Linked DNA regions of Mus musculus: region 2 is linked to region 1. The links are chromatin loops, found by intact Hi-C in ENCODE. Cell type or tissue: gastrocnemius. All regions are shown on one strand.

What was found. Hi-C counts contacts between places; a loop is a spot of excess contacts. Peaks named below come from ENCODE experiments on the same cell type or tissue, not always from the same donor. Only the 100,000 strongest peaks of a DNase experiment are listed, where the experiment ranks them.
Region 2: it touches region 1 in a loop (5-fold over the local background); 2 of 42 quality-filtered maps call a loop at or near these places.

What each region holds. Positions count from the first base shown.
Region 1 is chr10:78,570,115-78,578,114 of GRCm38, forward strand. It overlaps Ilvbl (ilvB (bacterial acetolactate synthase)-like), which reads left to right and starts at 4,877. Exons shown (of 15, transcript NM_001359302.1): 1 at 4,877-5,117; 2 at 6,468-6,669; 3 at 6,786-6,913; 4 at 6,997-7,135; 5 at 7,228-7,339. The coding sequence starts at 4,983. In gastrocnemius, no CTCF peak of the experiment used is centred here; DNase peaks (open chromatin) are centred at 4,356, 4,643, 4,802 and 5,812; H3K4me3 peaks cover 2,168 bases; H3K27ac peaks cover 3,419 bases.
Region 2 is chr10:79,093,770-79,101,769 of GRCm38, forward strand. It overlaps 2610008E11Rik (RIKEN cDNA 2610008E11 gene), which reads right to left and starts at 3,831. Exons shown (of 6, transcript NM_001004362.2): 1 at 3,689-3,831; 2 at 662-788. The coding sequence starts at 3,709. In gastrocnemius, a CTCF peak has its summit at 3,426; a DNase peak (open chromatin) is centred at 3,861; H3K4me3 peaks cover 2,300 bases; H3K27ac peaks cover 1,812 bases.

The DNA.
Region 1 (8,000 bases):
CAATTTTGCCTTACCGTGAGTGCACCCAAAACCAGTCCTGACTGGGACCACCTGCTGTCCAGGGCCATCAGGGTGCATTGGGAATGTATTTGAGTAGAACTGTAAGTTTGATGGTCATTAAGGTAGGAGATGGGCTGGAGAGGTGGCTCAGAGGTTAAGAGTGAGTAAGAGCTCCTCTCGCAGAGGACCAAAGATCAATTTCCGGTACCCACATGGTAGCTCAAAACTGTCTGTTACTCTAGGTTCAGGACATCTGACATCCTCTCCTGGCCTTCCAGTGTACAAGGCACACAGTGTATGCTGCACAGACATATATGCAGACAAAACACCCATGCACATAAAATTAAAAATAAGAGGAGCAGATATGTGTTCTGTTATTCGGCAAGCATGTGCTTATCATTCAAGTGGGCCAGTGACTAAACACAGGGCTGTAAAACCTGCAAATGGGGAAAAGCCCTTCGCAAAGTGTGAGCTAATGCTGGCAGAAACCGCAGCTGGACCGCTGTCAGATGAGCTCGAGGCTCTGAAACCGTGGCAACAATGGCAGAGTATGCATCTGCAGCTTCTGAGACCAAAACTGTGGAGGGCATTTCATTTGTGATTTTACACACAGAGAGACTGAATTTGACCCCTGAAACTCACAAGGTAGAAGGAGAGAACTGACTCTCAAAAGTTGCTCTTTGACATCTACTTCTGTGTGTGTGTGTAAGGGGAAGGGGTTGTGCTTGTTTTAAGGCTAACTGGAATTGGCTTGTGACCTTGCACCAGTGAGGCAGAAATACGTTCTGAAATGGAATGAATTTCAAGTAAGTGTGACTTGAAGGCTTATGGCTAGAAGGGCAACTTTAACAGCCTTGTCTTGGATCAAAGAATTTTGCTGGAGAAACATCAGACATTTAAAATTCAGTTCTCTGGTTAACAGGCAACGCTTCTGTGCAGAGGGAGCAGGAAGGGTCAGGAGTTTCCATCCATTTCTTCTTTTGCCACATGCTGGCTGATCCTTGTTGCTGTTTGTGTGGGAGGGCGGTTACTCCATCTATTCATAGAGCTCTATAAATGTGCCTTTGTATTGAGTTCTGTTTCTTAGATGGAGCCTTCCAGATGTTGACTGAGAAAGGAGCTTGTTTGAATTTCTTGTCCCAAATTTTGGGGAGCCTTGCCTGGCATGCCACAGGTTACCAGAGAAATTTAGGTCCCCACTTTGTGTTCTTGGTCTTGTCAATAAAATAATTTAAGAGGGAAATTTAAAGATGATTTATTAGAATCTAAAAGAAAAACAGCAGGGCAGGCAAGCTGCCAGGGAGGAGGGAGAAGAGGAAGAGAGGTGGCCATGCCTTTTAAGCTAGTCTGGGATGTTTGGAGGTGGAGGTCAGCAACCAGACATAAGGTAGATAAGCAGTTACATGGCATCAGATGAGGAACTTCAGAGAAAAAGCAAAGAAGCCCACAGTGTCAGGAAGTGTGTTCAAGTACTGGCCAGTATCTGAAAGAAAGAAAAAATGTTTAAAGAAAAAAAAAAAAAGAAAAAGGAAAAGCTATCTTTTTCTGAGCAATCTGGGAAATCAGAAAGGCTAATCAGAGCCACATGGAAAATAAAACACCAAGATTAACATAAGAGGGGCCATGAGATGGCTGGCTCAGGGGTAAAAGTGCCTGCTGCCATGCCTTGAAGAACTGAGTTTAGTCTGCAGGTCTGACATGCTGGAAAGATAGAACAAGCTGTCCTCTGACCTCCACATGTGTACCCAGTACAAAATAAATACAGTAAATAAAGAATTAAACGCTTAACACATAAAAGAAGTCAGTTTGTAGAGGAAATGGGCACGGTGGCCTGCGTGCAATTCCAGCCGCAGAGGATCAAGGGAGGGGAAAGCAGAGCAGGCTCACTGAGAACCAGCTGTATCGATGAGCTCCGGGTTTGACTGAGAGAACCTGCCTCAGTGACTAAAGAACAATGGGGGATGATTCTGGACCTCAACAGTGTACCACATGCATGTGCATCCACACATGCGTCACACACACACACACACACACACACACACACACACACACGCTTGTGAAAATGGAGAAGGAAGAAGGAGACAGACAGGAAGCCTTTACTTACCTGGGTTTTTAACAAACAGAAACATTCTTGAGTAAAGCCTAAGTAACAGTGAATGGAGAGGCAGGGGCTACACAGGGCCATATTTCTTCAGTCTGATCCTTCGAGGGCTCTTTCCTCAGCTCTCTGTCCCACTTCCACCTTTGGGAGTGTTTTTCCTTTGTTAATAATCTGCCTCTATTTCTATTTCTAGTTAAAAGTCCCTGGAATAGTTATTTTGCCCCAGGACATAAAAGCCCGGGATTATATGCTATCTGAGCTCAACTTCATGGCCTAGCACTCCTAAGCATGTGCCTGACACTCTGGGCCTCCTCACTGTTTCTCTGACCTCCATGACTAACTTAAAGGACAAGACTCCTTCTTCATTTCCTCTGGCAGGATTTTCAGCTTGCCCCTACTATTTTTTTCTCCCAAACTCTTAATAAAAATGTCTTTGGGATTCTTTCTGACTCATTTTATTAATGGGACTAAGGACCCCCAAGAAGATACTAAGTAACAAGTCTGACAGCCTCTTCTTTAGGGTTAAATGAATTAAGTGAAGAAATGTGCCAGGAAAGGCTGTGTGCTGACACAGAGTAACTAGTTCATTCTTTGTCTCTGTCCGTCTCTTGGTGTCTGTGTGTTTCTGTCTCTGTCTCAATCTCTCTGTTACTGAGGATAGAATCCAGGACCTTATAAATAAGAAGTAAGGGCTTCGCCACTAACTACATCACCAGCCCAAATACTATCTTTTTATTGGCCCTGGAAATGTAATTGAACCTAAAAGCCCCTTTCAGGAAGTATGTGGTTGATCCTTTTAATTAAGGGCTCTCACTAATAGGGCCGGGGAGGAGTGGCTCCCTGTACTGCTCCTAGAAAGAGAATGGAGTTAGGAGACAGAAGGGAGTAGGGCCAATTTGGAGATAGATGGAGTAATCCAAAACAATTCTTTTCTTAATTTTTATTTATTCACGTTACATCGAGGTTGAAGCCCTGCCCCTAGTCCCACCCTCACAAGTCCCCCCCCCCCCCATCCCCTCCTCTCCTCCTTAGAGAAGGGGAAGCTTCCCTTGGGTACCAGCCCAGCCTGGGACATCAAGTCATTATAGGACTAAGCATGGTCTCTCCCACAGAATCCCGACTAGGCAGACCAGCTGGGGGAAGGGGATCCAATGGCAGGCAGAGTCAGAGACAGCCAGCCCCTGCTCCAATTGTTAGGAGACTCACAAGAAGACCAAGCTGCACATCTGCTATAAATGGGTAGAGAATCTAGGTCCAGCCCCTGCACTCTCCCAAAACAACTCTTATGGAATGGCAGGGAAAAGCCTACCTTGTTTGATTCAAGACGAAATTGGAGGCATGCTCACAGCCAGTAAGCATAAATAATTCATACGGTAGTTTGGCTAAAAATAGTTGAGTAGGTTTTTGTGGGTACCCATGGCTTTGCCTGTGCTAGGCAAATGTTCCATCACAGAACTTAATCAGAGACCATAGTTGCTGAGAAGGGATGGCTGAACGATCAGCTTTAAACAGGGCATTTATACCATGGCTTGCAAAGGTCAGGGAACACCAAGGAAGAGGAAGTGGAAAGAATATAAGAGCCAAAAGATGGGGAGAAAGGCTGTGGAATGCTATCTTGTGGACATGACACAGCTGAAGCGATTGTGATTTTTGGTTGGTCTCTATGCACTCCTGCTTGTCCTGGAACTCACTATGGAGAAGAGCCTGGTCTTGAACTCGGAATGGTGGGAATAAAAGCACATACTATTACACTGGTTTACATTGTTAAATATCCATTGTTCAGGCTTCAACAAATAGCTCAAAACTCTTGGTTACACAGATGGTCCTGATTAAAAGCCAGTCAAAGAAAAAGACATAAATTGGAGAAAGGGATTTGTAAGACAGATCGGAGTTTGTAAAAGGTCCCCAGATGCTGGAAACCTGGAAAATGACTGAACCGGCCTGGCACCAAACACTAGGGAGTTCTCTAAACATCCTGCAAAGCCTCACAGTGGTCCAGGAAGGGGAGGGGCTTGCATATGTTGCGGTCGGGAATGCGGGTTCTGGGGAGCTCGGGTGGGGGGTGTGTCACAGTCCACGCCCGTGGAACGTGCCGCGAGATGGTTCTCGCGGGTGTGGAAGGCGCGGTGTAATGTTAGCCAATTAGAGGCGAGAGAGAGAAGCGACCAATGATAAACGTCTCTTTCGGATAGCTTTTTCAGCGAGACTCCAGTTTGGCGCACGCGCGTCTCGTTGAACTACGGGGCGCTGCAGAGCCAAGTGGGCAAAAGGGGCACCACTCCACACTCCCCAGTCACGTGACCCAGAAGCGGCAGAGTTCCACTGCAGTCAGGGACCTTTCCTATAGGCAAAGGTCATAGGGCCTTGTTTGGGGATGGGTGGAAGGGAGTTCTATGTAGTGGAGCTGAAGGCGCATCCTATTGAAAAGTGACCTCGGCTGAAGGCCAAAGGTCAAGAGTCTGGTGTGTGTGGGGAGGGTGGGGGAGCGTACCCTAGGCTGCGCGATCCGATGGGGGTGTGGCCTTACGACTCAATGATGTAAGCGCGAGGCGGGCTCTCCGCTGAGCCCCAGTCCAGCGTTGAGGAGGGTGGGTTCTGCATGGGCTCGTTAACAGATAGGTAAGTAGGAATTTCAACCTTGTTTCGGTGCTACTGCGATCGCCTTGACCTGCTGTGGCCTACTTTTAGTTTGAAGGTGGTGACGTCAGGGGGCGGACTTAGCCTCACTGGGGCGTGGCTTTAAGTCCAGTCTAGATGCGTCTGTGGGCGTGGCCTGGCAGGTCGGGGAGGTGTGGCCCAGGTCCGGCGGACGATCCTGCTTCCGGATTAGATTATAGTACTAAGATTCTGGCTCTGTGCTTTCTTACTTAGGTTCTGCCTCATGGAAACTTCTGCGGCCGCTGCATCTGCGGGAGGCTTCTTCCCCTCCTTCCTGCTCCTGGCGTTTGGGACGCTGGTGGCTGCCGTGCTGGGCGTCGCTCACAGACTGGGGCTCTTCTATCAGCTGATGCACAAGGTGCTTAGGGTAGAAGGAGGGCTAGGGGTAGGAGGAAGGCACTAAAGGTGTTTCTCCAGCTCATCCACTGTGCAGGTGTGGAAAGCGAGTCCCAGCTAGTCTAGAAGTGGCTGGTTGGGAGATTCTTTACAGAGCTCTGTCCCTTTGCCAAACTGTATATGGGCCTGGACTTTGTAACTAGTACGAGATAATGGGGAAATTGTCGTTGTCTGGACAGCACACATTCTCCGCCTACCTCCATACCCAGGGGCCTGAGTCATTTTAACAGAGCAGGCCTTTTAAACATAGTGAGATTGGTGGGCTGAAGGTAGGCAGGGGAGGGAATGGGCTCTGATAGTAAGCCCTTCTGAGGAACTGTCTTAGCATATTTCGTACCATCTTCACCAAAGTAAGTGCTATAATTTCTGTCCTTGTGCCCACAAGAGGCAAATGATCTACAGAGAAGTTTAGTATTTTCTCTAGATGACAGATTTGGGAAAAGCTGACCCCACAAGTCATACTTATAAACCACTTGTTCCATTCTGAGAAATTCTTGCCCTTACCCAGTCCCTTTTCTTCTAGACAGGGACAGTGCCACTGACCTTGAAGTATGTAGGGATCGTGAAGCTACTGAGGCTTGGATGCTCAGGGTAGTCTGTGCCAGGAGTCACTTCCGTGCTAGGCATATGGCTGCTGGCAGCATGTCAGCTGGACCTGTGCCTCACTAGCAGAGGGAGGCAATAGGCTGGATGGAGTTAGCACTCCAAGTGCCAGGCCCTGCAGGGATACTAGGAAGCAGGCACACATCTAAGCCAGGGGCCTTCTGCCTCTTGCCAGGCTCTCCTGGATTCTCTGTAGATTTAACCTCTATCTCCTTTCTTCTCAACTGGCCCAGTATCTCTGGAGCAGGCATTATAATCTCCAGAGCCACTTAAGAACATAGGCTTTATCTCAGTCTGCTACTTGGTAGGCTGGGGAGAGATGGTCACAAATTCAAGCCCTGCCTAAGCTACATAAGGAGTTCAAAGCCTCGTGAGACCTTGTCCTAGTAAAAGCTGATGATATAGCTCAGTGGTTAGAGTGCTTGTCTAACACTATCTATGCCCAGGGTTCAATCCTCAGTACAGTTTCAAAAAGAACATTTCTTCTGTTGGAGTCTATCACTTGGGCAAGTCTTGGCATTTTTAGCTGTAGGACAAAGAGAACAATAAATTTGCTAAGTCAGTGTACCCTTCTCTGAATTGGATTTAAAGTGGTATGTCTCTAACCAGAATCTAAGTTCGTCTGTCTTCTGACCTTACCCCTGCCTGTTCTTGTACCTGCTCCTGGGCTGGCCTCTGACTGTCTTGTTCCTCATCTCCTTTGACCCAGGTGGACAAGACAAGCATCCGGCATGGTGGAGAGAGTGTCGCAGCTGTGCTCCGAGCCCATGGTGTACGCTTTGTCTTCACATTGGTCGGTGGGCACATTTCCCCACTGCTGGTGGCCTGTGAGAAGCTGGGTATCCGAGTGGTAGACACACGCCACGAGGTCACTGCTGTCTTTGCTGCTGATGCTGTGGCCCGCCTGACTGGTAAGGACCAGGGACTAGCAGGACAGTGACATGGCCCCTGTGAATGAGAGGCAGGGGGTTTGGGGTAGGACGATGTTTGGGAGGATGGCATGGTTGTCACCAGCTCTTTCTTTCAGGGACAGTGGGTGTGGCAGCAGTGACAGCCGGTCCTGGCCTCACCAACACTGTGACTGCAGTGAAGAATGCACAAGTGGCACAGTCCCCAGTCCTGCTTTTGGGTGGAGCTGCCAGCACCCTGCTGCAGGTGCCTAGTCCTTAAGGGTAGGTGGGGTCCCCAAGACGGCTTCTCAAGCTTATCTGATAACTGTCCCTTGCCTTCTCTGCCAGAAACGGGGCGCACTTCAGGCCATTGATCAGATGTCTCTGTTCAGGCCACTCTGCAAGTTTTGTGCTTCTGTGCGAAGGGTACGGGACATTGTACCTACCCTGAGGACTGCAATAGCTGCTGCCCAGTCAGGCACCCCAGGTAGGTGGAGGAGGGAGCTGGACAGTAATCAAGCCCTGAAGCTTGGGGGTTGCTGCAACAGGTGCCATAGACTGAACCTCCCTACCCTGCAGGTCCAGTGTTTGTGGAGCTGCCTCTTGATGTACTATATCCTTACTTCATGGTTGAGAAGGAGATGATACCAACCAAGTTGCCCAATAGCCTCATGGGCCGTGTGGTTGTCTGGTGAGTCCTGCTATCCCCACTATAGCTTTCTTCCTTCTTTTGCCTCTTTTGTGGTCGTCTTCCTAAATGTATCCCTCTTTCTTTGTCTCATTCACTGAGTTCACATGGGCTTGGAGGAGCCAGCTCTAGGGAAAGTTTTCCTGGGAAAGTAACTCATGTGCAAAGGTCCTGAGGCAGGAGGGAACTTGGTAGGTCCAGCAAAGCAAGGCATGGCCCTTATGATCAGAAAGAGGAGATGGGCAGGCATAGAGCTTGAGAGATTTCCCTGTCTTCCTTTTCCTTCTTCTTTTCCTCCATCTCTGCCACCTAGTTATCTCTAGCTTCTCCCTTTCCTTTTTCTTGCCCCTTCCCTCTCAAATATTTAGTGGCCAGATCTATGTGCTAGATAGCAGAATAGGCAGGAGGTGACATCAGTGGACAAGATATTCAGGTTCTTATGCTCTGGTGTGCAAGAATTGTTTTGAGTGCCAGATCAAGCAAAGGGATTTTGTTTTGTGGCCTTGCCCAAAAAATTCCGGCCCAGATTCTGTGTAGCCCAGACTGTTCTGGAACTTGAAAATTCTCTTTCAGCCTCTCAAATGTTGGAATCACAGACAGGTGCCCCAGGTCTAGTCTTGTTAAGACTCCCTGATCTCCTGGTCTTTCTGTCCTCTTCTCTCCT
Region 2 (8,000 bases), 520 kb after region 1:
CTGGCCCAGTTGGGTTCTTTATCGCCACTAAACTCATTTAATTGCAAAGCTGGAAGTTATAGGGTATTTTTTGGTCACTGATTCCCCCTGTACCTGTAGTGAACAGATCTTTTGCAGTTCCCCAGGAAAGCCACAATACAAAAGGGAGCTATGTCAGAAAAAGAAAAAAAGCTATATTTTCTAGTTACACTCAAAAGCTAAAGGCAGTTTCAAAGAAATAATAGGGAATTAAACAGTGGTTGTTACAGTGTGGAAAAGGTATGGAGATTGGGAGGGGAGAATGTATAATATTTACTGAGGTAGATGTGGGTAGATATTAATAGCTTATGGTTCTCTAATATGAAAGTAAATATATAACGGGCAACAACTAATTGAATATTTCTCAATAGCTGAATGATTTTAAAATTTCCCATCTTAAACAAGTGGAATATGGCTCAAGTGATGACTTAACATCATCTGATCACTGTTCTGATTATCTGATCATCTGATTATACAACACTATCTGATTTAAGTGTACTGCAAAGCCACACTGTGCTCCAGAAATGCCTGCCATTGTCACACATCAGCTAAAAAGTTACAATGTAAAAAAAATTCAGGACGAAAGTTCCTCTACTTATCAACAGAAAACAACTGCTGCTGAGCACTACAGGGAGCTACTCACCCAAGGACACCAGGCTACTGTAGTTCTCCAGCATCACATCCCTGTAGAGCAACTTCTGAGCAATGTCTAGGTCCTGCCACTCCTCCCAGGTGAAGAACACAGCAATGTCCTCGAATGACACCGACTCCTGGAATGACAACGCTTCCTATCAACCCAAGTCCTCAGGCTTGGGAATAAAACCTGGGATTTATTCTTCTCTGTTGTAGGAATGACTTGCTAGTGCCTTAAGTACGCTGCAGCTTGGTGTGTATTCTTTATCATCAAAGAAAGCAACATCAATACAAGTATCACCCCTCTTTGTTAATGTAGATTCACAAAAATATGACGAAATAAGATCTACAGTGTATCAACAACACGTTAAAGAATGAAAATACAGATTCCCTCTTGTATTAAAAGGACCAAGAGCCTGTGTTGTCCTTCTGTCCCTAACAAAGAGCTTCACTGTGTCTTCACTGAAGACACAGAAAACCTGGCGTGGAAAGAAAGAAGGGATTCTTTACAGAAAATTATAAGGGTTGGAGAGATGGCTCAGTGGTTAAGACCACTGACTCCTTAACCACATGGTGGCTCACAACCATCTGTAATGGGAACTGATGCCCTCTTCTGGTGTGTCTGAAGACAGCTACAGTGTATCCATATACATAAAATAAATAAATCTTAAAAAAAAAATCAAAGGAAAAAATGTAACAGTTTTGCATGGGAAGAAGTCACTATACTGCTCCCTAGTGACCCACAAGCAGATGTTATCAAACTATATCCACGTGTTACTTACAACATTTTTGGTGAATATTTGTTGCTTTCAACCTTTTCAGCAGATAATTAACACAACACATACATAATAACACTCTGGGTCAGGGGCATGGAATAGTTCATAATTTAAAATTAAAGCCACGCATTTAGTTTAGGTCTGAAATACTGATTACATGGGCAATCCAAGGCACAGTAAGGCTGCTTACACTGCTCTCTTAAAAGCACATTAGACTTAAACAGGCTCTGTGAGTACACAGCAGGGTGGCAGGTTAAGTAACTGTCTTAAATTTTCTCAAAGTATGTTATTAGCTTGGCTGTGAAGTCCAAAAAAAACTTTCATTACCTTTGCAGTCAAGAGACTTCAGAAAAGTGTGTCAGTATACATAGAATATATATGTATACAAGGTTTGTGTTACTAACAAGAGAAAAGCATATATCTACTCAATACATAAAGGTGACATGAAATCTGTAAAGAATAACCAAGCCTGTGAAAAGGCAGATGTCACAGGTGGTGGTGCCGTACAGTGGCACACAGCAGGTCTGGATGGAGCAAGGGTATGGGTCCAACTCCCAGAAAACACAGAATACAGAATACATCCTATCCCTCATAAAGTCACTGAATACACAAGTCAGAAGATAATGGATAATAGTAATACTCAGTGACTTAAAAGAAAGTCAAAATCAAATACATAAAGCATCCAGGTGTTTCTGGCCACATTCACTTCAGCTACGTTTAGCACCTTCCCTGCCACCTTCCTACGCTCACACACACACTAGGCATTGTGTATGCCATCACATCATGCCGCTCTAACAGAAATACCTGAGCTCTGACTTGAGACTAATGTATGTTAGAAACCATAGTGGGTTTCTTCTTCTTCTTCTTTTTTTTAATCCTTGGTTTTCTGCTCTTATAGAAGCATGATAGCATAATTATTAAAAAGACTTTTACTAGTTTGCAGCCATTATTCCTCAACTTGTTGGGATAGGTTCTTTCCATCCACCACATGAGTTCCAGGGATGCAATTCACACTGTCACAGTTGATGGCATGTGCCTTTACTATCAGAACCATCTCCCCAGCCAGAAAATTCTTTTTGTTTTGTTTTGTTTTGGTTTGGTTTTTTTGTTTGTTTTGTTTTGTTTTGTTCTGTTTTCAAGACAGGGTTTCTCTGTATTGCCCTGGCTGTCCTGGAACTCACTCTGTAGACCTCAAACTCAGAAATCCACCTGTCTCTGCCTCACAAGTCAGAAAATTCTTAAGGAGTAGAAACTTAAGTCTCTCCTTTCCTCAAAAATAATTCCAAGTGAGTTCTAAAGACTTTATAAGGTTTCCTGGCTGATCAAAACTTCATGATTCTGTGGAGCTGGAACATTGCAAATGTAGTTAGAACTCTTTGCGATCATCAGGTCCCTTAATATCCAGTTAGTATTCATCTTCTCTATGTGGTCGGACACCAACTAGCAGCTGAAAACTTGGGAATGTGTCCACAGAGCAGACCACTAGCTTCCACCAAGCCAAAAGCTAAGAGTGTCCCCAGATAATCTCTCATATCTGTAAGAGCTTCCTCTGCATGTAACCTATCTACCCTGATGTGTCCACAGTGTCTTTGATAAATGCCTTGATTTTGTTTTTCACTATTAAAACCTCACCTAACTACATCCACGTTGAAACATGTGATTTAGGGCAACTTAAATACATGCTACTGAACAGGGTGACTCATATCTGTCCCAGAATAAACTCTCTCTAATCCTTTTGAGGTGAGACCAGTGTTTTCTACAGACCAGAGAAATAAGTAAGCCAACTCATGCACCATTTACCTTAATTTTCAAATTTTACTCAACTCTTAAAATCTGCTTAAGCACTGAATGTTGATGCTAAGTGACATCAAGTTGCTGGGAGCCTTTACCGAAAAAATCAACCAGATGACACTGTCATAAATTGATTTTGTTTCTTTTAGCCTCCTCATGAAATTCTTAGGCAACTGTGATCAAAGTAGAGGGATGTCCCCGAAGGGGCGCTCTCCTTTGCTTACTGGCCTCCGAGCTGAGCTGCTTCTCCTTTACATATAAGGGACTGCAGAATCCACGGACCCGGCTCCTCTCTTGAAGGAAACCCATCTCCCTCAAAGTCCTCGCGGGCAAGTTGTGGACTCCAGCAACCTCCACCCTCCAGCCCAGCCTTGAAGGACCTGACAACGGCGCAGGCGCACCGGGCCGGGGGGTCGGGGGCGGCGGAGGGTGCAGAGACAGCTTCCCCGCTGCAGGACGCTCGCACTCACCATGACAGGCTCTGCCGACATCCTGCGTCCTGCGCGGGCCTCCCCACCGCGACTGTCACAGGAGACAGGGGCCTCAGTGATTTCCGATCCTTCGGAACTGGATGAGGCTACAGATCTAAGATGGCCGGGGACAGACAAAGGCCACAGCGGAGCAGCGAAGGCCCGCCCTCCATGCTCGCTCTCTGTGTATGATTGGGCAATTCTCAGTCTAGTGCATCCGATTGGATAGCATTTCGGGCTTGGCTACGAGTGACAGTAGACAGAACCAATTCGTGCGTGAATCAAGCAAAAATAAAAATAAATAAATAAATAAAAAGCAAGTTCTTGCTCACAGATGTTGTCAGGCAGGGCTGCTCCCAACCCCGTGAGAGAACAGAGCCCAGTACTGAACAATTGCCCTGGATATAGAGCTAAAGGATTTATGGACTTACGGCTGAATATATATATATATATATATATATATATATATATATATATATATATCTTATTCACAAATGGAAATCACATCATGACAGTTTTAAACTGTGTTTTCCCAACTCTAAGCTTCAAAATAAAAAGCATTCATGTAAGGCAGCAATGTCCGATACAAGCAACATGGTAGACAGAACTGAAAAATTGGTTAATTATTTAGGTATGCATTGTGACTTCTTCTGAAGGGTGTTGTTATATTATACTTTGCTCTCATCATTCCCTGTTCTATTTTCTCTCCCCCTTTTCTCCTCAGAATCACATATATGTATTCTGAGAAGTGTCAGCTTTAAAAAAAAAAATCTAAACAGGTAAAATTCACTATAATAACAATGATGGCATAATTTATTTCTCTTTATAGAAGAAAAAAATTGAACACGTATAGTGAGCCGCCACATGCATGCAAATTATTTCCATTCCTTTTGTTTTTGAGTGCTAATTTGACCAAATTCCAAACTGTTCTGAAAAATCTTAGAGAAAAGCAAATGACAATTAGAGAGATGTGCCGACCAATAAGAATGCATTTGCTTTGCAGAAATGTTGCCGTATAAGGAGTATGTCTTGATTTCAGCTGGGCATAGCAATTTTGGATACCTGAAAGTGAGATGTGAGGTGGTGGTGGGCAAAGCCATGTAGCACACATGGATATCATGAACAGCTAACTCAGCCAAGACCCTGACGCACATGCATCTAAGTTGGCCACACATTATAACCCCCTAGGACTTTTTAAATACTCCAAACTTTAGTTTCAATGAAATCAGAGTAGGGGGAGTAGGACTCCCCCCCCCACACACACACACTCATGCATGCACAAACGCACACACACTCACACATACACACACACTCATGCATGCACGAATGCGCGCGCACACACACACACTCACACACGCACACACACACACACACACACACACACACACACACACGGTTTAGAACTCTCCAGGTGAATATTGTGTGAGGCTATTCCCAAACCACTGAGTGCAAGCACCATCTCTCCCCAGCTAGTTGCAAGTAGTTTCTTAAATTAAGTATGAAAACGTTTGGTGATAAGTTGTGACTTTTCACTTTTGCCCATTAATCAACTATTTTAATCTGCTCAACTCAACCACTGCCACTCACTTTGTTTCTGATTAAAAACAATTTTACAAATGTCCTACTATGTGGGCATGGAACTGTGTCAGGTGCCTTAGCATAGTGGGTATATTTAAGGCGTGAACATTTTGCTTTAAAGAAAGAAAGAAAGAAAGAAAGAAAGAAAGAAAAGAAAGACATGCCATTTACCAAATAAGAGCAGAATTTGACATATATAGGGACCACTGTGGTGTTATAATATTAATAACTGTCCCACAGTATTAGAATTCATTCTGTAAGGATAAAAGTTAACTATAAGGAAAAAACTGAAGCCATTTCACTTTATTTAGTCATTCTTTCCTTTTTGTAGGATCTCTATGTAGCTTAGGCTGAGCTAAAAATCTATATCAAGCTAAGACTGGTCTTGAACTCACAATGTTCCCAGCACTATCCTGAATTTTAAAGATAGGGCAACACCACAGACATATGTGCCTGTAAGACAAGACAGACTTCTACTGTAGTACTGGGGGAAAGAAGTATTTAATACTTTCAACATCTCTAGGATATTCTTTTGTGATCAAAGTAACACAAGCTTGTTTTTAATAAGGGTTTCCTCCTTTTATGGTTTAAGACAGATTCTGAATTTTAATTCACAATACCCAAAGGAGGATACTAAATTCATGAATTAATTGGCGATTAGGCAAAACATGTGGCATACCATTACGGAAAATAATGAAATATTGATCTCTGCTACAACACAGATGTCTCCAGAGCATACCCTGCTCTTTTTTGATGTATACTGAAACTAGACCCCAAATAGTCTAGGATCCCTCTCCTAGAAACCTCAGAAAAGGGATGTCTGTGTATAGGAAAACCGGACTAGTGTTTGTCTGGGGTCCAAACTGAGGACATGGGAAGGAAGTGAAATCATAGCTAATGATGGCAGTGTGTTGTTCTGATTTCAGTGATGACAATGTGCTAAAATCAACTGTGGCTATCACTGCAAACATGAGAATTCATTAAAGCCACCATTTGTGCAGAGTAAGTGAGAGCCCTAGAAGCTGTCTGCATCGTGTCCCAAGAAGCAGGCTCCTACAGAACCTTGTCATGAATTTCCATGCAAATGTTCAACATGTTAATAGATTCAGTTTACATAGAAATAATTTTTCTTCTGCTTTTTAAAAAACTTTTGTGTCTGTCTGTACGCACATGTGTGTGGGTGCCTGAGAATACTAGAAAAGATTTTTGGATCTGCTGTGGTTATGGGTCCTGGGAACTGAATCCTAGTACTCTTCATGGAAGGAAGTGTTCTTAACCACTGAGCCATTTCTGCAGCCCCTACTCTATTTTCTTACACCTTTGAAAAAGGAATCTGTTTGCTGAAGTATATTTCAAAGTTCCCTTAAAAAGCATGTTAGAAATCAGCAACAATAAATTTCCTTTGGATTCTGGCTGGGTGGCAGAGCCCTGTGCACAGGTCCTGGAGAGGGGGGAGAGAGGGAGGGAGGGAGAGGGAGAGGGAGAGAGAGAGGGAGAGAGAGGAAGAGAGGGAGGAAGAGAGAGGAAGAGGAGGGGAAGAAGGGAGGGAGGGAGAGAGAATGAAAGATAAAACAAGGAGGCAATCATGGAGGAATAGATATAAGAAGGGAAGGTGGAAAGGAAGGAGGTAGTGACAGAGGGGGAGAGGAAAGGGAAAGAGAGAAAGGGAAGAAGGAAAGAAGGGAGGAATGGAGGAGAGAAACACAGGGGCAGGTAGGGTAAAGGGAAAACAAAATCACACACCTGAAAACTTTTTAGGTCACACAGGTGTTTCTGGGTTACAGGTCCTCTTTGTAATCAGGGTAAAGCTGTTGTGGTCAAACTTGTATCAAGACAAAAGGAAGACAGACTGTATCAACAGGATGAAGTCATCCTTAAATGCCAGTGTTTGTAAATCATAAAAGTCCAAAAAAGGCAAAGGATTTATGATAAGCCTTGAAGGGCATCAGAGGCTGCTGGGCTAGGTGCCTTTTTGTTTTGAATACTGTAGCATCTACAAGGGAACAGGGTCACCACACATTTGTGCTCCCACATTTAGCACTGTGAGTTTTGCCCACTTTCTAATCTAGGATCTGATTGTGACACACACAATGCTGTGGAGGACAATGGGACAGTTCTCAAACAGCAATGGTGCCTGGGACAGAGTCAGAGGCACTGGCTAGGGATGTGGCATCTTGGACCCTGCTGTGGCCTGTTGGCTCTCAGAGCCAGCCCCATAGTCGTAAGCTGATGATATTCTGTGTCCTCTCAACTCTGGGCTGCTTCATTTTGCAATATGCTTCTGATCCTTTCAGTTCAGTCCCTTTTCTGCTCAGTGACTCCAGACCAGCCTGTTTCCCATACTGAGCTGAGGAGAGATAGTCCTTGGAGACCCAGAGTCTTTATAAGGCTAGCACATGAGAGGAGCTGGGATTCTTAGTATCTCTTCTCCTCAGTTTTACAGGAAGTTATATCAGAAGTGCTCTGTCATTTCAGTAAGATAATGAATACTTGAATGGTGGCCTTTCCCGATGTTTGTAAACCTCCACTCCATTCTCCTATATGGTGTATGAAATGTACACTTTCCCCTGGCGTGCTTAGAAGGGAGTTCCCAAACTGGCTCAGCTCAGGAATCTAAACCATATTCACAGCAAGGGCTTACCTTATCTGATTATAATTCCACACAAGGAATCTTGAGAAATACTCTATAAAATCACATACTAAGAAGAGGAGGAAGAGGAGGAGCAGAATTAAC